Regions from separate parts of the Mus musculus genome. Here region 2 is linked to region 1. Evidence: chromatin loops called from intact Hi-C (ENCODE). Cell type or tissue: gastrocnemius. All regions are shown on one strand. Links, peaks and the distances in the headings refer to the core of each region. The heading gives the core; the rest is flanking DNA. Region 1 holds the start of Rp2 (retinitis pigmentosa 2 homolog). Region 2 has its middle 31 kb from the start of Rbm10.

Region 1 (15,717 bases), core at 3,091-11,090:
ATGGGATAAATTTGAGAAATGTTGAGGAAATGGAATTAACAGGTGTGCTAAATAAAGCAGGAAGATTGTCAATTTGAAGCCAGCTTAGGCTATACAATGAGACCCTACCAAAATCAACAGCCAAACAAACAAAAGGCAAACATATCTAAGAAGCTAAAGTATTGCTCGATTGTATAGCACTTGCCTTGGCCCTTGGTTCTATTCCTCGCACTTCCAAATGAAATAAACTAAAATATTAAATAAAATCTAAGGAATACTTTCTAACACTACTTCTCCTAATTACTTATAGGTAAAAACAAACAACAACAAAAAAACAAATTAAAATCTAAAAATACAGAATTGGGGAGATGGCATAGTTGGCAAAGCACAGGCACATCAAATATACAGGCTGTTGCAGGAAAATCTCCAGCTCAGGTCCAGCCTTTGTTAAATAGCAAGACCCTACATCAAACAAACAAAACCGAAACAAAAGTCTCAGAAAAAAATTCTCTTAAAAAGATAGTTCTAACATAGGGACCCGAGTTCAGTCACCAGCAGTTATATAAAAAGTTGGATGTGGTGGAATACACTTATCACCACAACAGCACTGCAGAGTCAATGACAGGCAGAGCCTTATAGCTCACTGGCCCACTGCCTAGTATATGTGGAGAATCCCAGGACACTTGCTTGTCTCAAAAGACTGTAAGTGTGTGTGTGTGTGTGTGTGTGTGTGTGTGTGTGTGTGTGTGTGTGTGTGTGAGTGTGTGTGAGTGTGTGTGTGTGTGAGTGTGTGTGTGTGTGTGTGAGAGCGTGTGTGTGTGTGTGAGTGTGTGTGTGTGAGTGTGTGTGTGTGTGAGTGTGTGTGTGAGTGTGTGTGTGTGTGTGAGTGTGTGTGTGTGTGTGTGTGAGTGTGTGTGTGTGTGAGTGTGTGTGTGTGTGTGTGTGTGAGTGTGTGTGTGTGTGTGTGTGTGTGTGTGAGTGTGTGTGTGTGTGTGTGTGATGCCTAAGGAATGACACTTGAGAATGTTCTCTGGCTTCCAAAAGCACCATGAATATACAAAACAAAACAAAACACCAAAATACAAAAAACAAAAACAAAAAACCAACAACAGATAAAACTAGAAATGAAGAAAACCTGAATCCACAACAAGTAAGCTTGCATTACACATCTAAACAAGATGTAAAATGCAAAAAGTAAAATTACTTGTCCATAAACACACACTGAATAAAATTGGGGGATTGGAGAGATAGCTCAGTAGTTAAGGGTGCTTGTTGCTCCTGCAGAGGACACAGGTTTGATTCTCAGCATCCATATGTCACTCACTGCTGTCTATAACTCCAGTTCCAAGGAATCCATTGCCCTCCTTAGGTACCAAGAATGCATGTGGTATACAGACATACATGCAAGCAAAACACATGCATACATAAAATAAACACATCTAAATTTTCTCTTAAAAATTAAAGCTAGGTGCGGTGACACACACCTATAAAATTAGCACTTAGAAGGCTGATTTAGAATAGTCTCAAATTTTGAGACTACCCTGAAAAAAAAAAAGGCTCAGAAATTTAAAAATAGTAGATACTTTACAAACACGATCTAGAACTGCCATGGAATGTTAACTGTATTGCAATTAAATGCTAAAATAATACATAAGAGAAGTTAAAATCACAGATGTAATTAATAATTTAAACATTAAATATAATAAAGAACAACAAGGTCAAAACAAGTTTTAATAGACAAACTGTCAAGAATGATTAAGAAACAATACAATAGAATGAATGAAAACAAGGATATGATTATAAACAGGTTTAAAGCAGAGTATAAGGTGCTGAGAGATGCTTAGTCGTCAGGAGCACTTACTGCTCTTGCAAACAACCTGGGTTTAGTTCCAGCACCCACATCAGACACCTCACAAATGCCTGTAACTCCAGTTCCAAGACTTCCGATGCCCTCTTCTGTGGGTACTTGCATGCACACTGTGCACATGCATACACATAAAATTTACAAAATCAATAAACCGCTAAAAAACAGAATATAGGTAACTATATAGCCATTTTAGTCAATGAATCTTGGTTACCCCAGAATATAACTCCTATAATGTGGGTTATACAGGTATTATATGAATAGTAACTAAATCTGATAATCAAGTACCTTTTTTGTTAGGTGTATGAGTGTTTTGCCTGCATATATGTGCCCATGGAGGCTAGAAGAGTGTATCAGATCTCCTTGGAACTAGAGCTATGGATAGTTGTGAGTCACCATGTGCTAGGAATCAAACTCGGGTCCTCAGAAGAACACCCAGTACTCTTAATGTGGAGCTCTCTCTCCAACCCAATCACACACTGTTTTGAAGAGAACTTGAATCTTCCCCACATCCCACTCTCCACTCCATCTCCAATGAACTGAGAGTCTGATGCTGATCAAGAACAAAAGAGTAAGGCTTAGGAGCTAGCCCAGTAAGAGCACTTCACTTGTCTAGTATATGGAAGGCCACAGTTCAATTCCCAACACTGAAAAAAAATGGGAACAAACTGGCACTCAGGGACATTCAGTTAAGTCACACGTCAAGTTGATCAATTTCTGGCTAGGGAAATAAAAGAACTATAGCAGGCAGAGGCACTGCTTCTGATAACTACTGTAGGTCTTTCCTCCCTTTATGTAAAGGGAGACTGAGGCTGCTTTCCTCTGTGAAAGCCAGTACCAGGACGTGGGAACATAGTTACGGGGCAGGCAATGGGAGCTTGGTCTACTTCCAGGCCTTAAAGTGAGAAAGAACATCAAAGGGTGGCTTAAGTCCATTCTGCATTAAATTTTAGGAGGAAAAAAGTATTCTCTGATCATGTTTCCACGTGTCTTTTTGGCACTGATACATTAATCACAGCGGAGGTAGTTAGAGCAAAGGTGAATAGGTAAAGGGAAAAGACCACCAGGATTTGGCTGATTTCTACAAAGCTGAATGGGCAAGAGGAGCAAGGCATGTGTGGGTCTACACTCAAACAAATTAACACAGACACACACACACACACACACACTACTAGGAGTTAAGATTTCTTGTTGCAAATGTCGGCATAAAATCTATTGCTAAATCACTGAGCTGTTATTTTAATAGGTTTGAGTGTGCTGTGGACTTAATATTCGTGTCTCCCCCCCATTTTTAATGCTACTAGAGATTGAACCCTGGGCCTCGTGTATGCTAGGTAAGTACTCCACCACTGAGCTGTATCTCCAACCAGTCTCCCCAAATTTCTCCTTTGAAGCTCTAGCCTTCAATATGGTGATATTTGGAGGTGAAGCCTTTGGGAAGTAATGAGAGGCCTTCATAACGGGATTACTGGCCTTGTAAGATGTGGGAAAGAGTGCTGGCGCCGGTGAATACAGAGAGGAAAAGTCTTGAAAGGATACAGCAAAAAGACAGCTATCTAAAGCCAAGAAGACAGGCCCACTAGACAGAGATGCTAGAATGTGCTAGCATCTTGATCTTCTGAGTCTTGGGCTCTAGAACTCTGAAACCTAAACTTGCTGTGTAAGCCATCCAGAATGTGGCATTTTGTTACGGCGGCCTGGCCTAGCTGGCTTCAACTAAGAAGCCCTTCATCTCTATCTTTACCAGCACTTTTTGTGGGGTTGAGGGACTTGACTGGGCTTACTTTCTAGTAAATCTTATGAAGTCACCAATCCTGTGGGATTAGAACTCTACACTTATGAACATTATGTAAGCTTTTTTCTTTCTTTAGTGGCTCTAACTTCAAATATAATCATGGAGGATTTAGGCCTTCAAAAAATTTTGACTAATACTCATAACAGCTTCTAATACTGCGGGATTCAGTGTAATCTATCTTCTTAGTTTTTCCTAGACATTCCATTTTTACTGGCTTATGAGGATAAATTAATCCTGTAGCTAAAGATTCTATAATTCGCTTTACAGTATAAAATTACTTGGATTGTCAATCACTATTCAAGGGAGAAATATAGGATATATGTTACTATATTTTCTCAGAAATTCCTAAAAGTTCTTCAAGTCAAAACTTAATAACTAATTTCTAGCTTAGAATAATTTTGTAAACGTTACTAGTTCTTAAAATGTCTAAAATTACAAGCATAGATAGGTTATAGTCTAAAGTATTTTAACATATGAGCCTTGATGAAATGTACATAGTTTATATCTCTATGTATTACCTATAGCCCACACTGGCCTCAAACTTGCTGCATTAGCAGGAGTTGGATCAACAGTACTATTTAAGTATTATTTCCCTAACAGAAAACAGCAGTGAACATCTTAATTCTTTACTAGGCAGCAAGCAAATTTTCATTAAATTTAATTTCTGGAGTTAACTTCAGTAATGATATCCTGAGATATACTAATGGAATCTATTCACATTAATGGAAATCCAGTTTGTAAAAATAAAAAGTATTTTTAAAGAGTAGCTTGTAGCAGATATGCTTACTTAAGCTTTAAGGTATACATTAAATGTTTTCTCTAAAGACATCTAATAAAATATATCTAATGAAGGGTTAGAGAGATGGCTCAGCCAGTAAGAGCACATAGTGTTCTTGCAGAGAACCTGAGTTCTCAGCACTCATGTCAGATGGCTCATAACTGTATGAGACTCCAGCTCCACAGGATCTGATACCTGTTTCTGCTCTCTATAGGCATTGCTCTCATGTGTACAAACTCATACCAGATTTTCACATACATACACACATAACTGTAAAATAAAAAACTTAAATATATTTGTAATAAAATATCAAAATTAGAAATCGTTATTTGGGAGAAAAGATCAATTAGACTCAATAAAATCAGAGGTCCTTGGATCCTGAAGTTCAGAATACACATGGAGAGTGCTTGGCCTTCAGCCCTAGTTGAGCTCCCAACTGCATGCCTGTATCAACCTGACAGTCACCTTTGGGGTTAAGCCACCCTGAAGGCGATCCTGGAACCCCTACTCAAGTTGCCACAGTTGATACCATATAGAGTCAACCCTGCTTAACTGTACACAAAGGGCAGAGTCCTAAACAAAAGCAGTATTTGCCAGTGTTTTAAGGTATTAAGTTTTAGGATGGTTTAGTTCATGTCAAACGGCAACTAAATTATCTCACATACTTAGATGATGATGAAAATAGCATCGAGCTTCCTATCTACTACAGATACTTCTTTTTAGCAGGTCACCTATCTAACCTCTGAAGGTTCCACACAGACATCAGTTTCCCATAAAGTCATCCTTTCTATTGATGAACAATTCTTGGAATTAAATTCTCCTATAAGTTGTGCTTGAAGTGTCTCTGGAGATGACAATTACTATCTAATGTCTCTTCTTCAGGGCAAGTCTTTGCCTCGCTAAATTGTGCAGAACTCTTTAGGACTAGCCAACTTTATAACTAAGAAGCTTGATATGCACAAATTGGCTGGTTTACCCAAAGTTGAACAACAGACAGTTGAATTTCTGATCTGAGACTTTGGCTTTAATAAGCACTATTTCGAATAATCATGAGACAAATGTAGCAGATACAAGTGTGTTCTTCATACTCAAATCACAATTTTCATACCTAAGCCATCATTTGGGAAACTAATTCTTTTTTTTTCTTTTTAAGGAGTCAAGATCTCAGTCTCACAATGACCATACTCACACAGGGCAGCCTGAAACTCAGGAGGCTGGCCCTGTACTCAGAAGCACCAAGCCTCCAAAGTTGCTAGCACTATAGGCTTGCACCACTTTGCCCAGCCAGAGAAACTATTCTTCTTTCCGTTATTGAGGAATATTAGCATGAATAAGTGGAACTGAAAACTCCCTTTGTGTGCCACTCATCTTCACCCCATTTTGCCTCAGTATTTCCCGTTTTCACTCCAAAGGGCAAGGAAGATCTCGGAGGGCAAGAATAATAAGTTTGGCTCTTCCTTGGTGTTTGAATACATATACATTGAATAATTTGCTTAACTATTAAAATACAGCATATAAATAATAAGAAAAGGCATTTCTTTCTAAATGATTTAAACAGAGATCTTAGAATCCAAACTATTTCTCATTTCAGGGTAGTTTTTTTTTTTTCTTTTTCAAAGTCAGCAGCAATGGAAAATGAATTCCTTCCACTGTTGACTGTAATATGTAAGTTGCCATGACACCACTTAGTCCTCAAACATTCTTTCTAATTGAGACAATTTCTCCTTGCTTCAGTCCCTTAAGGCTGACCCAATTACCCAACACAAAACCCAAAACCCATGGGGTACCCATCAACTCTGATTATACAACCTAAGGAAACTTTAAACACCACTTTTCCAATGGTAAGGAGATTACAGTCAACTCATTAAAAAAAAACAAAAAACAAAATCTCTTACAGGTTGACTAATTGCTTGCTCTAACTTTAAACAGCACAGACCTAGACTCCATGATATTATGAAAACCTGAGACAAACCATTTCTGTTGCTACAGATACAATGTATCTCAGTTATTTCGGTAAGCTGTGTATTTACACTCAATTCCTTGTAATGAAAAACACACACACACACACAAAAGTTTCAAGAGATAGCAAGACCAGGGTCAGTAAAAGTACCATTGGAGGGCTAGGGGTATAGATCAGTGGTAGAATGCCTGCCTAACATTCTGTGTTCTATTCCCAGCACCACAAAAAAGGTTTTAACTTTTATTATATCTATATAATATATATAATAATAATATATTATGGCATCTTATGTATACTATGTATTATATAGAATATAATTATATATCTAGCTATTTTATATATATATAGGCTTATTGTACATTTCCAATAACAGCTCTTACATCTCTACAACTATAGTACCTAGCAATGCTCTCAAAAAGGGTTCCTTTATTATTATTACACATACATATCTATGTATGTTTAAGTATGCATAAATACAACCTACTGAGTCTGTTTTTGCTGTTTGTATGAATCTGGTTTCAAGGCTGACCTCTTTATTGAATAAAAACATTTTAAAACTATAAATGAAAAAAATTTAATGTTCCTATTTACACCAGAAAGTTTAATGCAGCACACATGGTGGGAGAGGCGACACTTAGATATTAGTATCCACTAAGCTATTTTTCAGTACTTTAACTTAGATAAAGAGCACAAGAAAAAGAGATCACAAAACACATTCATATGAAAGATCCCAACTATCAGGGTGTGGTAGCCCAGCCCATAATCTCAGTACTCAGTATGCTCAGGCAGGTAGATTGCCTGAAATCCAAGGCCAGCCTAAGCTACATACCGTTTAACAGGCTAGCCAGAAGTACATATCAAAACATTGTCTCTAGCATAAGTTGGTGATGCATGCTTACAATTCAAGCAATCAAGAGATGGAGGCAGGGGAATCAGATAGATACTCAGGGCTATGCAGAGTTACATGAGACCTTGTCTCAAAATATAACAAAAAAGATCCTGTTGCAAAAATAACATAATAGCAAGACCAGAAGACCCCAATTAATCAGAACTTTGTAAGTAGAAGTTAGCAGAAAGACAATTATTATGGAACAGTGAACCACAGCCAACCAAGACTACTGAAAAGAAAAGCACACTTTTACTTTTAGCCTGACACTTCTAAACAAAATAAGACAAACAAAAACTCTCTCTGCAGCAGGAAGTTCAAGTTTAAAGAGCATTGTTTAGCTAGGGATGCCACTCAGTGGTAGAATGCTTGCCTAGCATGGCTCAATACCCAGCGCTGGGGAGAAAAAATTTAAACAGCATTATTAGAAATCCCAAGGCTGTTGAAAATGAATACTTCAAAATCCTCCTACCAAATGATTTTGATGGGTACAATCTTCATATAAGACAGAAAATACAACACTTTCCTACATGACAAAATACTGCTATATAAGAGGAACAAAAGGCCACATGGCCTAAGAAAGGTTTCAGAGTCAAAGGCAAAAAGCTGAGCCTGAGAATTCAGCTTCCATTTGTTAAAAGCCAACATTTTGAAAATGTCATTTATATGAATGCCTAAATTCTGCTGGGGATTTGAAATGATGCAGGATGATTTGTCATACCAAACAAGGATGCAGGATGACTGGTTATAACAAAACAAGACTTTAGTACTTCTGGTCAAAGTTGTTGCATTAAGCAATAGTTAACTGTTCATGACACCCATTTAAAAGAACAAGCGTTCTTATTTTGTTTGAGAAACTATAATAATTGATGTCTATTAAGTGTTTTACAAAGCAACTACACTAAGAAGAAAAGAAGAACTTTGTAGAAAGAGGAACCATTGTGAAATGTATGCCTAAGTAAGTGTGTTTTGTGCAAGATTAGGAGACTTTTTCAAACCTTTTGAGATATATATATATATATATATATATATATATATATATATATATATATATATATATATATATATATATATATATATATATATATACACACACACATATGTATATATGTGTGTGTGTATGTGTGTGTGTACATATATATATATATGGCATTTTCGTTCATATAAAGCTGCAATAATAAACTACTTCCTGGTTTGTGTTGGGTACTTTCACCTTACACAATACACTCCAAGACTGCCTCAATTTTCATTATTCTTTTCTGATAAATGGAAGACGAGAATAAAGGTAGACATGAAACAGTCCATTTAATAACTGAGTAACACCAAGAGGCACCAAAAGCGATTTTCAGAGGAGAGCAGACAAAAGAGTAACAGCTTGGGAATACAAACCGCAGAAAAGATGAGAACCAGTCTTGCGTGTGTAATTCGACCACTGGACCAAACCCCTTTGGCCAACGCTGGTGAAATGAGCTGATTGGAGATTCAGCACCTTCCTGGCTCTTTCCCTCCCTGGAGTCCTTTCTAGAATCCGGAGTCGGGGTGCAGAGCCTACAGAGAGGCCCTGGGAGTCTAGTTAGGCTGACCACTAACTCTATGCCTCCTTTGGGCCCTTCACATCCCGCCCCCAAAGTCGTGCGACTTCAGCTGCCTGTGCGCGCCAGTGAAAGCCAGTTGTGGGCCACCCGCCAAACTGCCCGCTTTCATCTGCTGCAAAGGGCAGCCGAGGAGGGCCCAAAGCAAGGGATCCCCAAAACATCACCTTCTCCCGCTGGTCCCAGCTGTACAGCTTGGGCTGCTCCTCCTCTCCCTCAGCCTTTTCACTCTTCCTCCTCTTAGTGAAGCAGCAGCCCATGGTGCGGCCTAAGGGTCTTGGTAGTGGACCCCACTCGCTCAGACACCTTTCAGAGGGTGGCGGGAAGCCAGGGTGACTCGGCCAACAGCTCCCCGGACACCGCCCAGGGGAGCAGCCCCGCCGCCAGGAACCCTCAGCACTCCCGCCAGGCCCAACACCCTTCTCCGCCCAACCCCCTAGGTCTCCGTGACGACCTATGGCAACCAATAAGCGGGCAGCAGCCTCTGAGCCAATCAATGCCTCGCAAGCTGCTCTGCTCCTATGAGCTCAGGCCAAAGTATTCATTCACCAATCCTACGTCAGCGGGGGGCTGGCCAGCTCAGGTGCTCTCACCGAGGGCCCCGTCCCCAGGTCGGTCCTACTCCACCCCCAGCTTCTCCCCTCTAGTGAACTAGGCTGGGCTAGCTGGCTGCTGTTTGATTGGGCTGAGTACCTTTTCCTGACCCGGTGCTCAAATTTCGAAAGTTTCCAAAATTTAAGCTCTGGAGGGGATGCCATACAGAGTAGTGGACTTGTTTTATGACAAAAATTGCTAGGGAAAAAAATCTTGCTGATTTTGTAAAACAAATTTGTGTCCTTCACTCCTCCCTTTCAGTACCTTTCTAGGGAACCCACAAGCTTCTGGTCGAACTGTTCATGTCTGGTGTCTGTAGAGGTCAGGAGAGGGCTCAAATCTCCTGGTTACTAATAGTTGTAAGCCATCAAGCAAGTGCTAGGGAGCGAACCTGGATCCTCTGCAAGAGGAGCAAATGATCTTAAACACTGAGCCATCTCTCCAATCCTTTGAGGGATGTCTAAAAGCTTCCACTTATCTCTCCAAAATTGGACAAGTATTTAGGATAAAAACCTAGTATTGTCTCCTTACTAGAACAGTGAATCTGGGAGCAAAAGGATATTACAAAAAGGCATGTACCTTTGAATCTCTCAGCTTATGCATCCAATGACAGAAGCACATATAACCTTTTTCCAATCTCTTCCAAAAGACAGTAGTCCAACTATAGAGGGTAAGAGAGGCATGTTGACTCACCACAAAGGAGCTTTAGGAACTCAAGCAGTGCAAAGTCTAATAGAGGATATAAACCCTATCATATAAACAACCTGATCTGTTCAAAGCAAATGGTACAAAGTTCGCGTGAAAACATAAAAATATACACAATCATTAACATTTGTTGTATTTGGGTGGACTTTGAGTACAATGCCCATGTATTGCTTTCATAATAAGTTGATTTCTCTGAGATACAGTATTAAAACATCATGATAAGACATCAAATGCAGACTAGCACTTTCAAATTTGTTTATCTTTTTACTTGACCATACCTATCACATTTAATGTAGATTCTAAAAGAGCCTCTGACTCAATTTGGGCATTAAGATTGTTCCTCCTTTCACTTCCTGCCCTTTTTGTACAACCAGGAAGAAGGGTACAGTGCTTAAGAATTATAAATGACCTGAAAGTTAAGCTCCAGGTCTTGGACAATAAAAGCTGTGCATTACTGCCTTTTTCTTCAGTCAGATCAAAGTTCTATGTGAGGATAGTTTTGTATTAGAGCCCTGCTGCTAATTTATATTCATAGAATAGCAAAAGTTTGATCACTGCAGAGTGCAGAATAAGAAGCTGAAATCCAGGGATGAATCTGTGGTCACAATGAATGGAATTGAGCAAGAACTAGAAAAATTCAGATCCTCTGTCCCTCATGGATCATGTTCTTCATAAAGACACAACTCAATAAAACTAATTTTAGAGAAAGAATTTCTAAAACTCATTGCTTTGAGCACACCCTTTTAAAATTATTTGTTTATTTTATGTATGTGTGTACACTGTCACTCTCTTCAGACACAGCAGAAAAGGGCATCAGAGCCCATTACAGATGGTTGTGAACCACCATGTGGTTGCTGGGAATTGAGCTCAGGACCTCTGGGAGAGCAGCCAGTGCTCTTAACTGCTGATCCATCTCTCCAGCCCTAACTCATTGCTTTGAAACACATGCTCTTGAGAAACTCAAATCTGAAACAAAATCTAGATCAACCTGTAATTAGTTTTTAGAGATCCTCAAATAAAACTGAAGGCACTTGGTTAACTCTCATCTCACTGTCAGTCTAATCCCAAATCAAATTAAATCAAAATTAAATTGAAATCATACAAATTATAGCTGGGTGTGGCAATATATTCTCAGCATTTGAGAGTTAGAAGCAGAATGGAGTTCAAGACTGGCCTGGGCTACTTGAGACACTGTCTCTTCTTTCCATATAGCCCCCACCAACCCAAGAACAACCAGGATTAAAAAGCTAATACACAAAGATTAGTGATCTGTTTTGCTCTCTTGCTCTTTTTTCTTCTTCTTCAGAGGTGCTAGGGATTAAACTAAAGCCTTGCACATGTTATACCTACTAGGCAGGTGCTATACCACCAACATAAATCGTGAATACCTCCCTGTGCCTTTACAAAGTACTTTAAATTTTGAGAAAGGGTCTGGCTAAGTTGCCCATTAACCCAGACAGGCATTAAACTGAGTCCCCTGTTTTTGCCTCTCAAGTAGCTGGGATTAAAAGTCACCAGGCCTATGTCTCTCTGTCTTTATCTGTCTCTCTGTCTGACTCTGTCTCTGTCTCTGTCTCTGCCTTCTCCATGTCTCTCTTTAGTTCCTTCCACCATAAATTCCCATGACTTTTTTTGGCAAGCCAGCTCTGTCCTTACTAATCAGCATATACATTGCTGCCAACTGCCATTCTATCTCGAGTCCTGACTCTTCTGTCCCAGTGTGCAGAATGTACAATGAGCCCCTTATACATTAACTCAGACTCTGAAGGGAGATAATCAGACAATTTTTTTTGCCAGTTAATCGTCTGTAGACAGATGTGCACATATGTTCTAATTGCTGCAATGGCAGGAATGAGTTCCATATTATAAAAGTAGGTGGTGAACAAGTCCTACAAAAGTATGTGCTAGACACAAGCATAAGTTCAATTACTTCTGCCTAGGTAGACACTTCCCACCTGTCTTAGTTAGGATTTTACTGTTGTGAACAGACACTATGACCAAGGCAACTCTTATAAGGACAACATTTATTTGGGGGCTGGATTACAGGTTCAGAGGTTTAGTTCATTATCATCAAGGTGGGAGCATGGCAGGCATAGTGTAGGTAGAGTTGAGAATTCGACATCATCAACTGAAGGCTACTAGTGAAAGACTCACTTCCAGGCAGCTAGAATGAGGGTCTTAAAACCCACACCCACAGTGACACACCTACTCCAACAGGGCCACACCCTCTAATAGTGCCACTCCCTGGGCCAAGCATATACAAACCATCACATTTCACTCCATGGTCCCCATAGCCTTATTCAAACATATGAGTCTATGGGGGCCATACCTAAACATAGCATAATGCAAAACACATTTAGCCCAACTTCCAAAGTCTCCATAGTCTATAGTAGTATCAATAATGTTAAAAGTCCAAAGTTCAAAGTCTCTTCTAAGATTCATCGAATCACTTAACATTCCCAAAGCAAAACAGGAAACCAGCTGGGCAAACTCTAAACTCTGTATCGCCATGTCTGACATCAAAGCAGTCTTCAGATCTTCAACTCCATTTTCATCTTTGTTGACTGGAACAATTTTTTTTTCTCCTGAGCTGGTTCCACTCCCTGTTATCAGCTTTCCTCAGCAGATAGCCCAATGCTCCGGCATCTTGAACATCTTGGGGTCTCTAAGGCAACTTCAATGTTACAGCTTCTTGTTTCAATGTCTGGAATCCACACATGATCTTCTGGGCTCCTCCAAAGGGCTGCTGTCACTTCTTCAGCTCTGCCCTCTGTAGCACTCTAAGCTCAGGTTGGTCCGCTCCACTGCTGATGCTGTTTTGGTGGTCATCCCATGGTACTGTCATCTCCAATACACTGGGGTCTTCCTCTGCAAATAGGCTTCACCAATAGCCTCTCAAAGGCTCTCTTCATGGTGCCAAGCCTCAAATCCTTTGCATGACCCCTTCAGTCCTGGGATGTCAACTGAGGCTTCACCTTCACCAACGGCCTTCCATGGCCTCTCACAGTGCCAAGCTTCAGCTGTTCTTCATGATGCCTTCATGCCTTCAAAACCAGTACCAAATGGGTAACTCTTACACATTACCAAGTACAGCTGCTGCAGGAGGTATAACCTTGGCTATCTTTGGAGCACAGCTTCTTTGTGCTCTCAGAAAACACTTCCCAAAAGATTTCACCTCAGTGATGTTGGTCTCTTCTTAATCACCACTAATTTCTTAGCTCCAGCTAACCAGCATCACTTGTTCCAGTAATCCCTTCTATTCTGGACTCTAAAGCCAGAGTCACGTGACCAAAGCTGCCAAGTTCTGCTGCTTGCTGGGGCTGGAACATGGTCGTCTTGTTCTATTACACTATCACCAGCTTTCCACCAGTTTTCCAATTCCTTCACTGCCTAAGCTTGACTGTCCTGGAACTTGGAATTCAGAGATCTGCATGTCTATCTCCTAAGTACTGTGTGGTCCACCAAGCCTGGATTTAAGTTTTCCTTCATGTAGAACATTCTCTAGGCTGGCCTTCAACTCAGAGATCTTCTTGTTTTTGCACCCAAGGATTAAAAGCTTGTACTACCATGTCTGGACCTAAACTTTTAGCTGGGTGATATCCTGCCCCAATGTCACTACTCCCTTAATTCACTTTAATATCCTTGAACACAGGATTTAGCTCCTGGTGGCCCTTTAATATCATACATTTTAATATTTTTCCTTTTTAACTTTGCTATGCTTGTTTAAAATGTTCTTCATGAGACTTAATCAGATAACAAAGTCTATGATGAGTGTTTCTGAGACTTCCTTTGTCGATGTAATTAATCTGAGTCTCTTCACCTTAGCCTCAGGCAGATGCCTCAGACAAGGGCAAAAAGCAGCTACATTCTTCACCAAAACACCACAGAAACAGTCTTTATGCCACATTCTGCAATTCTTCTCCTCTGAAACCTCTTGGGTCAGGTCTGCACAATTCAAATTACACTCAGTCTTTCATATTCCTACTAGGATAGCCCATTAAGCCCCATTTAAAGTTTTCCACTGCTTTCCAAACTCAAAGTCCCAAAATCCACGTTCTTCCAAACAAAGGCATGGTCAGGCCTATCATAGCAATACCCTAGTCCTTGGTACCAACTTCTGTCTTAGTTAGGGTTTTACTACTGTGAACAGACACCATGACCAAGGCAACCCTTATAAGGACAGCATTTAGTTGGGGGTGGGGGAGAATAGCTTACAGGTTCAGAGGTTCAGTCCATTATCACCAAAGCAGGAAGCATAGCAGCATTCAGGCAGTCATAGTGCAAGAGGATCTGAGAGTTCTACATCTTCATCTGAGGGCTGCTAGTGGAAGACTCACTTCCAGGCTGCTAGGATGAGGGTCTTAAAGCCCACAGCCACAGTGACACACCTACTTCAACAGGGTCACACCTCCTAATAGTGCCACTCCCTGGGCCAAGTATATACAAACTATCACACCACCATTTACACTCCTGTTTTGTTTTTTTTATTCCCTCCCAATACCACCTTCTCAACCCCCTCCTGTTATTTCTTTCTGTGGAAAGCTTCCTTTTGTGTTTAGTTTTATACACATTGTCTGTCTTAGAATGTCGAGTTGAGGCTTTATGTCTGACCACAAGTTTGAGAGATAGTTCTGGTTCTCCTATGTCTTGACCATAGACACATAGTTACTTCTCAGAAGACAGGCTTGAAGCCACATATATTTACAGCATAAATACATCAATACCACTAGCAATGTTAGCTAGAAAATTCCCCATGTTGACCAGACATGCCTTTGTTCACTCTGCACTCTCCTGAGGGGATACACAGAGGAAAAAGGAGGAGCAGCAGTTCAGTTATCTATTGGTGCACAGTGAACCAGCTGAAACATAATGACTTTAAAATGCTAAATTTACTCATGAATCTGCATTTGGGCAGGAATTGACAGCTGCAACTCAACTTTGAGCCACAGTACATCTATAGCATAAGCTTGGCTAGCTCTACTAGAAGGCTGATCAGGAATTCCTCTATATGAAATCTCAGGAATTCTCTTCAGCATACAGTTAATTGGACTCCATATGTGGTACTCAGGCTCCAACAGTGAGTGTTCCAAAGACCAAAACAAATGCCATAAGGCCACGAATAGCATTACCTCAGAAGCCACAGGTCATTTCCACTGCATTCTATTGGCCATCTAAAGCTCACTGTGACTCACAGACTAAACAAGAGCAGTAAGTACTGTAAAGTATAGATCTTTTAGGTGTCACCTCAGAGTTAATACAAAATATTGAAGAAGTGGATTAGAGCATTTCAGAACAAAACTTGCACATGTTTTCTTTTCATACTTTCTCAAACAGTTGTTTTGGATCCTCTTTTACTTCCAATTATTTTTAAAAGCATTTCTCTCCTCTTGGTTGTGCTGGGGTAAGATTAGTTATTTCCTCTGTTTTCATGGATGTAGTTAATCTTAGGTTGAAGTGAAAGACCCACAACGTGAGGACTCCCCCACGTTCTGACTCAGGAGAGGCGACACCCCAAATCACTCACAAGAGACAGTCTTGCTGTAAACTGCAAGAGGACTTTTATT
Region 2 (15,717 bases), core at 2,538-10,537, 220 kb before region 1:
TTTTATCGAAAGGACCCAGATGTAGCTATCTCTTGTGAGACTATGCCGGGGCCTCGCAAACACAGAAGTGGATGCTCACAGTCAGCTAATGGATGGATCATAGGGCTCCCAATGGAGGAGCTAGAGAAAGAACCCACGGAGCTAAAGGGATCTGCAACCCTATAGGTGGAACAACATTATGAACTAACCAGTACCCCGGAGCTCTTGACTCTAGCTGCATATGTATCAAAAGATGGCCTAGTCGGCCATCACTGGAAAGAGAGGCCCATTGGACACGCAAACTTTGTATGCCCCAGTACAGGGGAACGCCAGGGCCAGAAAGGGGTAGTGGGTGGGTAGGGGAGTGGGGGTGGGTGGGTATGGGGGACTTTTGGTATAGCATTGGAAATGTAAATGAGCTAAATACCTAATAAAAAATGGAAAAAAAAAAGCTCCCCCTCAACACCACCCCCGCCCATTCCCAGAGCTGCTGCTGGGGAGCCTGGTGGACTCGGGACCCATTACCTACCAAAACCCCCACCCTCCGAATACCACTCTCCTTCCTTCTATTCCTTCCATCCCTTCTGCCTGTGATTGCTGAGGGGACAAACCCCTAGTTGGTCTGCTCTTGTGAAGACTCCATATCCCAATCCATCCTAGAGGACCCACTGCACTCAGAGCAGTTGAGCAGTTGAGGACACTCTTGCACTCAGAGCAGTTGAGGATCAGCTGCACTCAGCACAGTTGGACAACAGCCTGAGTGCTCCACTGAAGATCCAATAGTCTGAAGGCCTCCCAGGAGATCTACTGCAGCCAGGACAACAGGTCAGCAGCTTTTCTGCTCCTGTGAAGAGCCCCCAGTTGGAAGGTCCCACAGGAGGTCTGATACAGTCAGGGCTGCAAGTCTACCAGGAGACCTGAAGCAACCCAGAGACAAAAGGGGCAGACTCCACACAGTCAACAAACACCAGGGATATCCATATGGCAAAAGGCAAGCACAAGACCATAAGCAACAGAAGCCAAAATGTGTGGGCATCATCAGAACCCAGTTCTCCCACCACAGAAAGCCCTGAATACACCAACACACCTGAAAATCAGGAATCTGCCCTAAAATCCTATCTTATGAAGATAATAGAGTACATTAAGGAGGATATCAGTAACTCGCTGAAGGAAAACACAGGTAAACAGGTGAAGGAATTGAACAAAGTGATCCAAGACCTAAAAGTGGAAGTAGAAACAATAAAGAAAATACAAATGGAGGCAAACCTGGAAATAGAAAGCCTAGGAAAGAGGTCAGGAATTACAGATGCAAGCATCACCAACAGAATACAAGAGATAAAAGAATCTCAGGTGTAGAAGATACAGTAGAAAAGATTGACACAACTGTCAAAGAAAATTCAAAACATAAAAACTTCTAACCCAAAGCATCCAGGAAATTCAGGACACAATGAAAAGACCAAATCCAAGGATAATTAGAATAGAGGAAAATGAAGATACCAAGCTCAAAGGACATGAAAATGTCATCAACAAAATCATAGAAGAAAACTTTTCCAACCTAAAGAAAGAGATGGACAAAGAGGTACAAGAAGCCGATAGAACACTAAATAAATAGGACAAGAAAAGAAAATCTTCTTGTTACATAATTATCAAAACACTAAATACACAGAGCAAAGAAAGAATATTAAAAGCTGCAAGGGAAAAAGGCCAAGTAGCATACAAAGGTAGATCTATCAGAATTAAACCAGACTTCTCAACAGAGACTATGAAAGCCAGAAGAGCCTGGTCAGAGGTCATGCAAACTCTAAGAGAACACAAATGCCAGCCCAGGCTACTATACCCAGCAAAACTCTCAATCAACATAGATGGAAAAACCAAAATATTCCAGGACAAAACCAAATTCAAACAGTATCTATCTACCAACCCAGCCCTACAAAGGATCCTGGAAAGAAAACTCCAACACAAGGAAGATACCTGCACCAAAGAAAGGACAAGATATTAAGCACCTCACAACAAAGTCAAAAGCAGCATAAGCACACAAAGCCACCTACAAAAATAAACATATCAAGAACCAACAGTCATCCCTCCCTTCTCTCTCTTTTTTAAAGATTTATTTTATATATATATATATATATATATATATATATATGAGTACACTGTAGCTGTACAGATGGTTGTGAGCCATCATGTGGTTGCTGGGAATTGAATTTTAGGACCTCTGCTCGCTCTGGTCAGCCCTGCTCACTCAGTCCCTGGTTGCTCCAGCCCAAAGATTTATTTCTTATTATAAATTCGTACACTTGTAGCTGTCTTCAGACACACCAGAAGAGGGCATCAGATTTTATTACAGATGGATGTGAGCCACCATGTGGTTGCTGGGATTTGAACTCAGGACCTCTGGAAGATCAGTCAGTGCTCTTAACCACTGAGCCATCTCTCCAACCCAACAGTCATCTCTCTTTAATATCTCTTAATATTAATGGACTCAACTCACCTATAAAAAGACATAAGCTAACAGACTGGATATGCAAACAAGATCCAGCATTTTGCTGCATACAAGAAGCACACTTCAACAACAAAGACAGACACTCTCTCAGAATAAAAGGATGGAAAAAGGTCTTCCAAGAAAATGGTCCCAGGAAACAAGCAGGAGTTGCCATCCTAATATCCAATAAAATAGACTTTCAACCAAAGGTTATCAAGCGTGATGAAGGACACTTTATATTCATCAAGGGGAAAAATCTACCAAGAGAAAGTCTCAATTCTGAACATCTATGCCCCAAATGCAACAGCTCCCAAAATCATAAACGAAACTTTACTAAAACTCAGAACACACATTGACCCCACACAATAGTAGTGGGAGATTTTAACACCCCAATCTCACCAATGGACAGGTTATTAAAACAAAAACTAAACAGAGACACAGTGAAACTAAGAGAGGTTATGAACCAAATGGATTTAACAGATATCTACAGAACATTTCACCCTAAAACAAAATAATATACCTTCTTCTCAGCACCTCATGGTACCTTCTCCAAAATTGACCATATAATTGGTCACAAAATAACCCTCAAAAGATACAAGAAGATTGAAATAATACCATGCATCCTATCAGATCACCATGGGCTAAGGCTGGTCTTCAATAACAGCAAAAACTACAGAAAGCTCACATACACGTGGAAACTGGACAACTCTTTACTCTGTGATAACTTGGTCAGAGAAGAAATAAAGAAAGGAATTAAAGACTTTCTGGAATTTAATGAAAATGTTGATACATCATACCCAAACTTAGGGGACACAATGAAAGCAGTGCTAAGAGGAAAGTTCATAGCACTAAGTGCCCTGGTAAAGAAACTGGAGAGATCTTACACTGACAACTTAACAGCATACCTTAGAGATCTAAAACAAAAAGAAGCAAACTCACCCAAGAGGAGTAAAAGGCAGGAAATAGTCAAACTCAGGGCCAAAAACAACCAAATAGAAACAAAGAAAACAATACAAAGAATCAGCAAAACCAAAAGCTGGTTCTTTGAACGAATCAACAAGATAGATAAAGCTCTAGCCAAACTAAAGGGACAAGAGGCAGTATCAATTTGGTAAAATCAGAAATGAAAAGGGTGACATAACAACAGAAATAAAGGAAATTAAAAAAAATCAGATCCTACTATAAAAGCCTATACTCAACAAAACTAGAAAATCTAGATGAAATGGATGGTTTTCTAGACAGATGCCACATACCAAAGTTAAATCAAGAGCAGGTAAACTATAAAAACAGACTCATATACAATGAAAAAAAGAAAGCATATTCTGTAAATGGTGCTGGTCTAACTGGCTGTCTGTATGTAGAAGAATGAAAATAGACCCATATTTGTCACCTTGTACAAAGCCCAAGTCCAAGTGGATCAAGGACCTCAACATAAAATCAGATACACTGAATCTAATAAAAGAGAAAGTGGGAAAGAGCCTTGAACTCATTGGCTCAGGGGGAAATTTCCTAAACAGAACTCCAATGGCTCATGCTCTAAGATCAAGAATTGATAAATGGGACCTCATGAAACTGGAAAGCTTCTGTAAGGCAAAAGACATAGTCATTAAGACAAATTGGCAACCTACATATTGGGGAAAAAAATCTTCACTAACGCCACATCCGATAGAGTGTGAATGTCCAAAATATATAAAAGAACTCGAGAAGTTAATCACTAAAAAACCAAACAACCCAATTAAAAAATGGGGTATAGAACTAAACCAAGAATTCACAACTGAGGAATCTAGAATAGCTCAGAAACACCTAAAGAAATGTTCAAAGTCCTTAGTGATCAGAGAAATGCAAATCAAAATGACCCTGACACCAATCAGAATGGCTAAGATCAAAACCTCAGGTGACAATACATGTTGGAGAGAATGTGGAGAAAGAGAACACTCCTCCTTTGCTGGTGGGATTGCAAACTGGTACAAGCACTCTGGAAATCAATCTGGAGGTTCCTCAGAAAATTGGAAATAGATCTACCTGAAGACCCAGCTATACAACTCTTGAGAAAATACACAAAAGATGCCCCACCATGCCACAGGGGCACGTGTTTCCACTATGTTCATAGTGACCTTATTTATAATAGCCAGAAGCTGGAAACAACCCAGATGTCCCTCAACAGAGGAATAGATACAGAAAATGTGGTACATTTACACAATGGAGTACTACTCAGCTATTAAAAACAAAGAATAGAAATTCTTAGGCAAGTGACGAAGACCAGCTTCATGAACGCCTTAAAGAGACAGACGGACTACCGCTCTGGTGGCAAGTAGCAAAGCTTTACTGATTTTTTCAGCTTATAAACATGGGGTATGATTTTGAAATTTTTGCTAAAAAAATAACATTTTTACTTAGTTGCACCTGGCAGACAATATTATCATTTTTGGAGTCATTTTCTCATAACAAGACCATTCTTCAGAAGGAGGAACTGTTTATCAGCAGACCCAAGGACATCCTCCTCTCCGGGTAAATATTAACTCTTGACTAGGAACAAGGGAAAACTCTGGCCCACAGAAAGTTATGTTAGGACATCCCTCCCTTCCAGGAGGGATGGCCCCTGAACTTTACCCCAATTAACTGCTTTGACCCTTTCAGGCCAGAACCAAAGGGAAGCCATTGTTCTCCTCAGGCAAATGGATGGAACTAGAAAATATCATCCTGAGTGAGGTAACCCAATCACAAAAGAATACACATGGTATGAACTCACTAATAAGTGGATATTAGCCCACATTCTCAGAATACCCAAGATACAATTCACAGACCACATGAAGCTCAAGAAGAAGGAAGACCAAAGTGTGAATACTTCGATCCTTCTTAGAAGGGGGATCAAAATACCCATGGGAGGAGATACAGAGACAAAGTTCAGAGCAGAGACTGAAGGAAAGGCCATCCAGAGACTGCTCCACCTGGGAATCCATTCCATATGCAGACACCAAACCCAGACACTGTTGCAGATGCCAAGAAGTGCTTGCTGACAGGAGCCTGATATAGCTGTCTCCTGAGAGGCTGTGCCTGAGGCTGACATATACAGAGGCAGATGCTCTTCGTCAACTATTGGACTAAACACAGGGTCCCCAATGGAGGAGCTAGAGAAAGGACTGAAGGAGCTGAAGGAGTTTGTAACCCCATAGGAAGAACAACAATATGACCCAACCAGAGCTCCCAGGGTCTAAACCACCAACTAAGAAGTACACATAAAGCCGGGTGTGGTGGCGCATGCCTGTAATCCCAGCACTTGGAAGGCAGAGGCAGGTGGATTTCTGAGTTTGAGGCCAACCTGGTTTACAAAGTGAGTTCCAGGACAGCCAGGGCTACACAGAGAAACCCTGTCTCGAAAAACAGAAGAAGAAGAAGAAGAAGAAGAAGAAGAAGAAGAAGAAGAAGAAGAAGAAGAAGAAGAAGAAGAAGAAGAAGAAGAAGGAGAAGGAGAAGGAGAAGGAGAAGGAGAAGAAGAAGGAGAAGAAGAAGGAGAAGAAGAAGGAGAAGAAGAAGGAGAAGAAGAAGGAGAAGAAGAAGGAGAAGAAGAAGGAGAAGAAGAAGGAGAAGAAGAAGGAGAAGAAGAAGGAGAAGAAGAAGGAGAAGGAGAAGAAGAAGAAGAAGGAGAAGAAGGAGAAGAAGGAGAAGAAGAAGAAGAAGAAGAAGAAGAAGAAGAAGAAGAAGTAGTAGTAGTAGTAGTAGTACACATAGAGAGACCCGTGGCTCCAGCCATATATGTAACAGAGGATGGCCTTGCCCAGCATCAATGGGAGAAGAGGCCCTTGGTCCAGTGAAGGCTCTATGCCACAGTGTAGGGGAATGCAGGGAGGCAGGAATGGGTGGGTGGGTGGGTGGGAGTGCACCCTCATAGAAGCAGGAGGAGGGGGATGAGATGGAGGGCTCTGGGGGGGGGAATCGGGAAAGAAGATAACATTTGAAATGTAAAGAAATAAAATATTCCGTTAAAAAAATAAATGTTAAAAAAATTTACTGAATATGGGTGTATTGAGCTTGTTTGCCCAGTAGGTGGCACCAAGAGAAAAGGTTTTATTTTTACTGATTTACCAGGATGTCTTAAACAGTGGTTCTCTACCTGTGAGTCATGACCCCTGGGGTGGGGTCCACTGAGCCTTTCACTGGGCCGCTTAAGACCCCCGGAAGACACAGATATTTACATTGTGATTCTTTTTTTTTAAAGATTCTTTTTTTTAAGATTTATTTATTCATTTTATGTGAGCACACTGTCCATCTCTTCAGACACAACAGAAGAAGGCATCAGATCCCATTACAGATAGTTGTGAGCCACCGTGTGGTTGCTGGGAATTGAACTCAGGACCTCTAGAAAAGCAGTCAGTTCTCTTAACCATTGAGCCATCTCCCCAGCCCTTACATTACAATTCTTTTTTTTTTTTTTTTTTTTTTTTTTTTTTTGGCTTTTCGAGACAGGGTTTCTCTGTGTAGCCCTGGCTGTTCTGGAACTCACTCTGTAGACCAGGCTGGACTCGAATTCAGAAATCCGCCTGCCTCTGCCTCCCAAGTGCTGGAATTAAAGGCATGTGCCAGTCTGTGATTCTTAACAATAGCAAAATTATAGTTATGAAGTGGCAATGAAAATAATTTGTGGTTGGGGATCACCACAATGAAGAACTGTATTAAAAGGCTGCAGCATTAGGAAGGTTGAGAATCACTGTCTTAAAGGGATATGTGTGTGCCCCAATTGGGTGTGACCAATCTTACTTATGAAAGGCACTATTCCTGAATCTATTATACATCGTTGGCATAAATCTGGGTATGTTCTTTTGTTGTTGTTTTTGAGACAAACTTTCACTATGTAGCCTTGGCTGGTCTTGAACTCAGAGTCTTTGCCTCCATAGTGTTGGGATTGAAGTTGTGCCCCACCACACTCAAAGTGGTTCTTAAAGCTTGCAGGTAAGATTCCTCAGTTCCTTGGCCTAGTTTATAAAAGTTCACTTTGTAATATAATATTATAGTTGAGACTGCCATATTCTGGCTGTGCTTTTAATCCAATCTAAGTTACTTTCAGGTCCCAGCTGGTTCTGCTGAGATCAAGCTATGAGATACTCCAAGTTACTCCAGATTATGTGGCAGTCTTTTCAGACTATGAATTGCTTCGAAAGACTTTATTTAAAAATGTAAGTATATATTTATTGTGTGTGTGGTATGTATGTGTGTGAGTGTGGCTCTATAGTAAGCAGAGTTGGTTCTTTCTACCATGAGGTCCTGGAGTTACTACCTTCTACTATGAGACCCAGGTTATTAGGGTTGTATGGCAAACACTTCCCTGGTGAGTGTTTGCTAGCCTGAGAGAGTTCATCTTACAAGCAGCTTTGGAATCAATTTGAGGAGGAAGATGACTCTGCACCTGGGTGGAAACATGAATAGTAACATATCTTTGGCACTATCTACATAGCACATGTTTATGGTTATAAACAGCTTATTCTTAGGAGAGAAAAGGTGCGACTCAATGACCTTATTGAGCAAACTGAACACTGGTTGTCTGAATAAGAATGTCTACATAGGCTCATGTATTTGAATGTTTGTCATTAGGGAGTGGCACTACTTAGAAGGATTAGAAGGTTTGGCCTTGTTGGAGTAAGTGTGGCCTTGTTGGAAGAAATGTGTCACTGGGGGGGGGGCGCTTTGAGGTTTCAGAAGGACAAGCCAGGCCTAATGCACTCTCTCTCTCCTCCTGATGCCTGCAAATCTGGTCTTAGATCCCTTTGGTATTTCTACATCACCATATCTGCCTGCATGCCACCATACTTCCTGCAATGATAATGGACTCAACCTTTGAAACTACAAGCATGGTCCAATTAAATCCTGTCCTTTCTAAGAGTTGCCATGGTCACAGTGTCTATTCATAGCAATAGAATATTGACAAAGACAGAAGTTGGTACCAGGGATTAGAATATTGCTATGATAGGTCTGACCATGTTGTTTCTTAGAGAAATATGAAACAGTTTGGGACTTTGGATTAGGAAAGTAGTTGAATGTTTTAAACAGGGCCGAGGTCATACTAGTAGTATTGGGAGCGATGCTGGTTATAAAGATCCAGCTCAGACAAGGAGACCTTATTGAGCAAACTGAACACTGGTTGTCTGAATAAGAATGTCTACATAGGCTCATGTATTTGAATGTAGGAGAGGATATGCCTAGTCCTGCAGCAACTTAATGTTCAGCGTGGGTAGGGTAGCGGTGGGATGACAGCAGTGTGGCCTGACACCCAGAAGGGGGCTTCCCCTCTCAGGGGAATGGGGAGAGGACTTACTTGAGGGGGGACACTGGGAGGAGAGGAAGAGCTGATATTTGGGTTGTAAAGTGAATAAATACATTTAATTAAACAAACAAACAAAAAAAGATTCAGCTCAAGAGGTTTCAGAGGGCAAGAATACTAGTAAGTGGCCTGGATGCTGTTCTTTGTGATATTTTGGGGGAATAATTTGGCTGCTTTCTACCCGTGTCCAAAAATTAAAAAAAAAAATAAAAACAACCTGCCTGAGGCTAAATTGAAGACTTTTATATTCACATAGGATATTTCAAAACAGCTTTGTATTGATTCTGTTATATGGCTGTTAGTGATCAATCTTAAGCAGATCTATAATGAAAAGGAGCAAGCTGAGCAAGGAAAAAATACAAAATGTACAGTTTAAGGAGAAAATGGGCACCAGGAAGTGGAATGGAGCTAAACTAAATCCGTCACTCCAGGAGATAAAAAGTTCAAAGAAAAGCCTGATGCTAAATGGAATAAAGGGAGTGGTGACCTCAGGAGAATAACTCATCTAGTTAAGCTTCCAACTTGTAAACAAGAATTAAAGAAGAGCTGAAGCAGTGAAGAAAATCATCAAAGCCAGAAAGCTAATGCAGATGTAACTGAAAGTGTCCCCAGCATATAACAGAACTTAGCAGCTTCAGCCATGTGGCTCTGGCTTTAGAGTCAAGGATACAAGAATAGGGTTGTGAAAAGCACTCTAAATGTTAAAAAAAAAATAGGGTGGTAGAATCTCCCTCTGTGGATAAGGAAAGTCACTTAAGCCAGTTGTGTCTCAGAGGTGTACCTGAATGAAGACATAGAAAGGCCATTGTGTGATACTGTGAACATGAAGCCTGGATTTCACTGGAGATCCCAGAGTTGTGGGGTACCCATCAAGGAGAGCTGTTAACAGGGAGTGAAACTAGAATGAGTGAGAGAGAGATAGAAAGAGAGGGAGAGAGAGAGGGAGGGGAGAGAGAGAGAGGGTGGGGGGGGTATTGCAGTCAACAAAGCTAAAAGGAGTTGGAGATCTAAAGAACACTTAGATATCAGACACAGAGATGCAGAATTTGGAGTTTGCCCAGTTGGTGTTTAGTCTTGCTTTGGTCCAGTATTTCCTTTACATGCCTCCTTTCTCCCCATTTTGGAATAGCAATGCCATTCATTGCGTGTGGGAAGAATATAATCTGATTTTTAAAATTTGGATTTTTACAGTTAAGAGATTGTCCTGAGTCTCAGAAGAGACTTTGGACTTTTAAACAAGTCTTGAGACTGTAAAAGACTATGTCAACTTTTGGAGTTGTACAGAATGCACTGCTGCATTATAACGTAACAAGCCTCTGGTGGGGTCAGGGACCGAAATAGTGTTTCTTCACAGCAATAGAACACTGAGCAAACATCTAGCACTGAGATGGTGACAGCCCTTATTGACTTATCATTAGCTACTTGGTGTGTGTATCAAGGACTGATGGGCAGAGAACTTTTCACTGTCCTGGAAACGTAAACTCCCCTTGGTTCCTACTGTTGATGTAGCTTTCTGGAATGGCTGTTTGTTCAACCTCCTATTTACCTATCCAGACCTGACATCTGTTCATCCATCTGCCTGTTCACTCTTCTGGGCTAGCTGGACCCTTTCACTTCCGAAGCGGGACTAAACTCTACAGCTTATCTTTGATCCTGTAGCTCAAGTCTAAGGCCAGCAGCTAGCTCTCAGCTTTGTTCAGTTGATACCTTATTAATAAAGACTCTATTTGAAGTCCCATCAGCTTCTGTGCTTCTCAGTTCTGACAAACTCTTGAACTCTGCTGTAGCCTCTGAACTCTTTACAATCACTCTATAACTTTTATATCATATACTTATATATCTCTATACACATATATATGTGTGTGTTGATATATTTGCTATATCGTGTGTATTATGTGATCTGAGATTAATGTAATTAAAATGATTGGAATAAAAAAATCTTGTGGCTGTAAAGATGACTCAGCAGTTGAGACTGAGGACTGCCCTTGTAAAGGACTTAAGTTTGGTTCCCAGCACAGAATTGCCTATATCTCCAGTTGCAGGGTATCTATGCCTTCTCCAGGACTCTTCAGGTACCTGCACTTTACAGCTATACATTCCCAAACAGACAAATACATATAAACATAATTCAAATAAAAATAAGCCCACTTAATAAAAGGGAAATCATTCCTGATACCTGAAACTTAAACAATTACCTACCTACAACCACTTTACTAAACTAGTAGAATCCTCAACTACATTCTAAAAAACTTCCTTATACCCACAGATAAATGTTCTCACCATTCCATTCACTAATGAAAATTATCTTTGTAACAGATGGATAAGACTACAGAAAACCAGTCAAAATGCAGAGTTGTGTAGGCCAGTCTCAATGGATACATTTACAAAATACTCCCAATCCTAAGGCTCAGTGACTATCACAAAGTATGTGTGGGTGTGTAGGTGTGGGGTGGGGCAGAAACTTGGTAAGAGCCAGAGAATACTGGAGTTTGTTGTGAAAGTATACCTATAAGGAATATCAGATGTTATATCCACAACTCTTACCAACATGACTGCTCAAACATGAACTGAACAAGGATGACTCCAATAGGCATGCAAAAGTGGATGGGGAAAAGTTCACAAGATATCAACCACATACAAGAACCATAGGCAATTGAGAAAAGCTGGGAGCAGGGGAAGTGTTTCCTCTCAGGAAGGAGTACAGCAACTGGTTGTTCACTGCCAAATGGGCAGCCTTGAAAACATACATATAAGTAACACTATATGAACTGAGCAGGTTATATTTAGGAATATATATATATATATATATATATATATATATATATATATATATATATATGTACACACACACACACAACATAACCACCACCAATAACAAAATAACAGGAAATCAACAATTATTGGCCATTGACTTTTCTCACCATCAAAGATGCAGACTAGGGCTGGAGAGATGGCTCAGTGGCTAAGAGAACTGACTGCTCTTCCAGAGGTCCTGAGTTCAATTCCCAGCAACCACATGGTGGTTCACAACCATCCATAACGAGATTTGACTCCCTCTTCTGGAGTGTCTGAAGACAGCTTCAGTGTACTCATATACATAAAATAAATAAATCTTAAAAAAATAAGACACAGACTAACAGAATGGATAAGGAAACAAGATACATTCTTCTGCTGCACACAGGAAACACACTTCAACATCCAGGACAGACATCACCTAAGGGTAAAGGGTTGAAAAAAAGGTATTCCAAGTAAATATACCTAAGAAACAAGCTGGTGTAGTCATTTTAATATCTGACAAAATAGATTTTAAACCAAAACTAATCAGAAGTGATACTACACACTCATCAAAGAAAAAAATCCACCAGGAGGACATGGCAATTCTTAAAGTCTATGCTCCAAACACAAGTACTCCTAAGTTTGTAAAAGAAATACTACTACAGCTTAAATCACATACTGATCCTCACATATAGATAGTCAGAGACTTCAATACCTCACTGTTACCAAGAGACCAGTCACACAGGCAAAAACTAAATGGAGAAATGGAAAAACTAACTTAATTTCAGTTATAAACCAAACTGCTATTTGCAGAACATTTCACCTAAACACAAAAGAATATAACTTCTCAGCACCTCATGGAACTTTTTCCAAAATTGGTCACATACTCTGACACAAAGAAAATCTCAACAGATACAAAAAAAAAATCAAAATAACACTCTGGCATCCAGTCTGAGTACCATAGATTAAAGCTGGATATCAACAACAAAAACATGAGAAAACTTACAAACTCATGGAAACTGAACAACTCTTTACTGAATGACAAATATGTCAAGACAGAAACGAAAGACTTTCTAGATGTGAATAAAAATGAATACACAACATACTCAGACATATGGGACATAGTAAAGTCTGTTCTAAGAAGCAAATTCATGGTACTAAGTGGTAACTTAAAAAAGTTGGAGCAGCCGGGTGGTCGTGGTGCATGCCTTTAATCCCAGCACTTGGGAGGCAGAGGCAGGCAGATTTCTGAGTTCGAGGCCAGCCTTGGTCTACAAAGTGGGTCCCAGGGCTATACAGAGAAACCTTGTCCTGAAAAACCAAAAAAAAAAAAAAAAAAAAAAAAAAAGAAAAAGAAAAAAAGAAAAAAAAGTTGGAACAATCTCATACTAGGAACATAACTGTACACCTGAAAGCTCTCGAACAAAAAAGAGAAACTACACCCAAATTGAGTAGATGACAAAAAAAAAATCAACTTCAGGGCTGAAATCAATAAAAATCAAACCAAACAACCAACCAATACAAAGAATCAATGAAACAAAGAGTTGTTTCTTTGAGAAAATCAGTAATATTGACAAGCCCTCATTTATATTAACTAAAATTCAGAGAGACTATTTAAATTAACAAAATTAGAAATGAAAAGTGGAACATAACAACAGATACTGGGGAAATCCAAAGAATCATAAGGATATACTTTTAAAATCTGTATTCCACAAAATTGGAAGATTTAAAAGAAATGGATAATTTTCTCAATAGGTACCACTTACAAAGTTAAATCAAGATTAGATAAACAGAGGTTTGTTGAAGGACATCGGCCGTGGAGTTTGGGGTTCGGACGAAGATTGAAGTCATGGCTGGTGCAGAAAGTGATGGCCAATTCCAGTTCACTGGTATTAAAAAATATTTCAACTCTTATACCCTCACAGGTAGAATGAATTGTGTCCTGGCCACATATGGAGGCATTGCTTTGCTGGTCTTATACTTCAAGTTAAGGCCTAAGAAAACTCCAGCTGTGAAAGCAACATAAATGGATTTTGAAATGTCTGACCTCACCTGTTAAGTCCCATGCCTGAAGAAGCTGATGTGAACTCATCATGTAATACACAATTTGTACAATAAATTATGAACCTGGAAAAAAAAGATTAGATAAACAATTTAAATAGAACTATAACCCCTAGTGAAATAGAAGTATAAAGTCTCCCAGCTCCCCTCCCCCCTCAAAAAAAAAAGCCCAGGGCCAGATGCTTTTAGCTCAGAATTCTATCAGACTTTCTTTTTTTTTTTTTTCCAAAAGTCCCCCATATCCATCCACCCCCACTCCCCTGCCCACCCACTCCCCCTTTTTGGCCCTGGTGTTCCCCTGTACTGGGGCATATAAAGTTTGCAAGTCCAATGGGCCTCTCTTTCCAGTGATGGCCGACTAGGCCATCTTTTGATACATATGCAGCTAGAGTCAAGAGCTCCGGGGTACTGGTTAGTTCATAATGTTGTTCCACCTATAGGGTTGCAGATCCCTTTAGCTCCTTGGCTACTTTCTCTAGCTCCTCCATTGGGAGCCCTATGATCCATCCATTAGCTGACTGTGAGCATCCACTTCTGTGTTTGCTAGGCCCCGGTCTATCAGACTTTCAAAGAACGGTTAATGCCAATACTCCTCAAGCTATTCCATGAAATAGAAACAGAAGGAACATTGCCCAATACATTTTATAAGGTTACAGTTACTCTGACACTCAAACCACATAAAGACCTGACAAAGAAAGAATTATAGACCAATTTTCCTCATGAACATAGAAGCAAAAATACTCAATACATGCAAATTGAACCCAAATACAGACCAAAACATCCATCATGATCAAGTAGGCTTCATCCCAGGGATGCAGGGATGGTTCAATACATGAAAATCCATCAATGTAATCCACCATATAGACAAACTGAAAGAAAATGACGTAATGATCATGTCATTAGATGCAGAACAGTCCTTTGATAAAACCCAACACCCATTCATGATACAAGTCCTGGAGAGATTAGGGATACAAGGGACCTAAGCCTAATAATGGCAGCTTACAACAAGTCCATAGCTAACATCAAATTAAATGGAGAGAAACCCGAAGCTAGCATCTCGTGGGCAGTCAAGGCAGGGCAGCTGGCAGCTCATGAGTTAGTCACTTGTGACCATTTCTCCAGTTGGATCACCTTTGCCTTTGGTCTGAGGGATCGTGAATCGGGCAAGAGGACTCCTTACTGGCCCTACCATGTATTCATATATGACCAGTTCCAATAAAGATTACCTCAGTCTCCCTCCATCCAGTTCCTGCCATATGATCTATGAAAGACCACTCGGTGGGCATCACATCAGTATTTCTCCCTGGAAATCCCTCCCACTCTCAGGAGTTTTTTTTTTCCCTCAGTTTCTTTTAATAACTCTATGTTGCCTCTGCTCACTCCTTGTTCATGTTTTCTTACTCTTGTTGCTTCATGAGGCAACAAGGTTAAAAGCTGTTGTTTCCACGGCTATAGTGATGCAAGCCTTAAATATCCGCATTTGGTAGGTTGGGCCAGGTGCATATCTACAAGTTCCAAGCCATCTTGATTTACACAGCAACTTCCAGGCCAGCCAGGGCTACATAGTAAGCCCCTGCCTTAAAAAAGAACATTGTTTCAGGGTGGGCTTTAATGACCTTTGATCTGGCACTCTGTACTCCCGAGTTAAGATCACTAAGAACCAAAAAACAGGCTGGTTGCTCAAAAAACAAACAAACAAATGAACAAACAAACAAACAAACAAACAAACCACCCATATCAGGGACAGATAGAAAACAAATACATCCCAAATGTCTAGTCTCAGGGCAGGCAAAGGGCTTTATCTTAACACAACAGTGAGATGCTCTTTTCTTTTTTCTTTTTCTTTTTGGTTGTTTCAAGACAGGGTTTCTCTGTATAGCCCTGGCTGTCCTGGAACTCACTTTGTAGACCAGGCTGGGCTCGAACTCAGAAATCTGCCTGCCTCTGCCTCCCAAGTGCTGGGATTAAAGGCATGCATCACCACCGCCCAGCTGAGATACTCATTTCTTACCTATTCAAAGATTTATTTTATTTTGTATCTGAGTACACTGTAGCTGGTACTCAGATTGTGAGCCATCATGTGGCTGCTGGGAATTGAACTCAGGAT

What was found. A loop is a pair of places that touch in the nucleus more often than their neighbours do. Peaks named below come from ENCODE experiments on the same cell type or tissue, not always from the same donor. Only the 100,000 strongest peaks of a DNase experiment are listed, where the experiment ranks them.
Region 2: it touches region 1 in a loop (3-fold over the local background); 4 of 42 quality-filtered maps call a loop at or near these places.

The regions. Positions count from the first base shown.
Region 1 is chrX:20,358,133-20,373,849 of GRCm38, reverse strand. Rp2 (retinitis pigmentosa 2 homolog) reads right to left here and starts at 9,369. Exons shown (of 5, transcript NM_133669.5): 1 at 9,022-9,369. The coding sequence starts at 9,114. In gastrocnemius, for the core only: a CTCF peak has its summit at 7,627; DNase peaks (open chromatin) are centred at 8,954, 9,356 and 9,792; H3K4me3 peaks cover 2,117 bases; H3K27ac peaks cover 1,147 bases.
Region 2 is chrX:20,578,996-20,594,712 of GRCm38, reverse strand. It overlaps the pseudogene Gm14539. Among named protein-coding and RNA genes, the nearest start is that of Rbm10, 31 kb to the left of the region's middle. In gastrocnemius, for the core only: a CTCF peak has its summit at 6,503 (motif pointing right); a DNase peak (open chromatin) is centred at 6,573.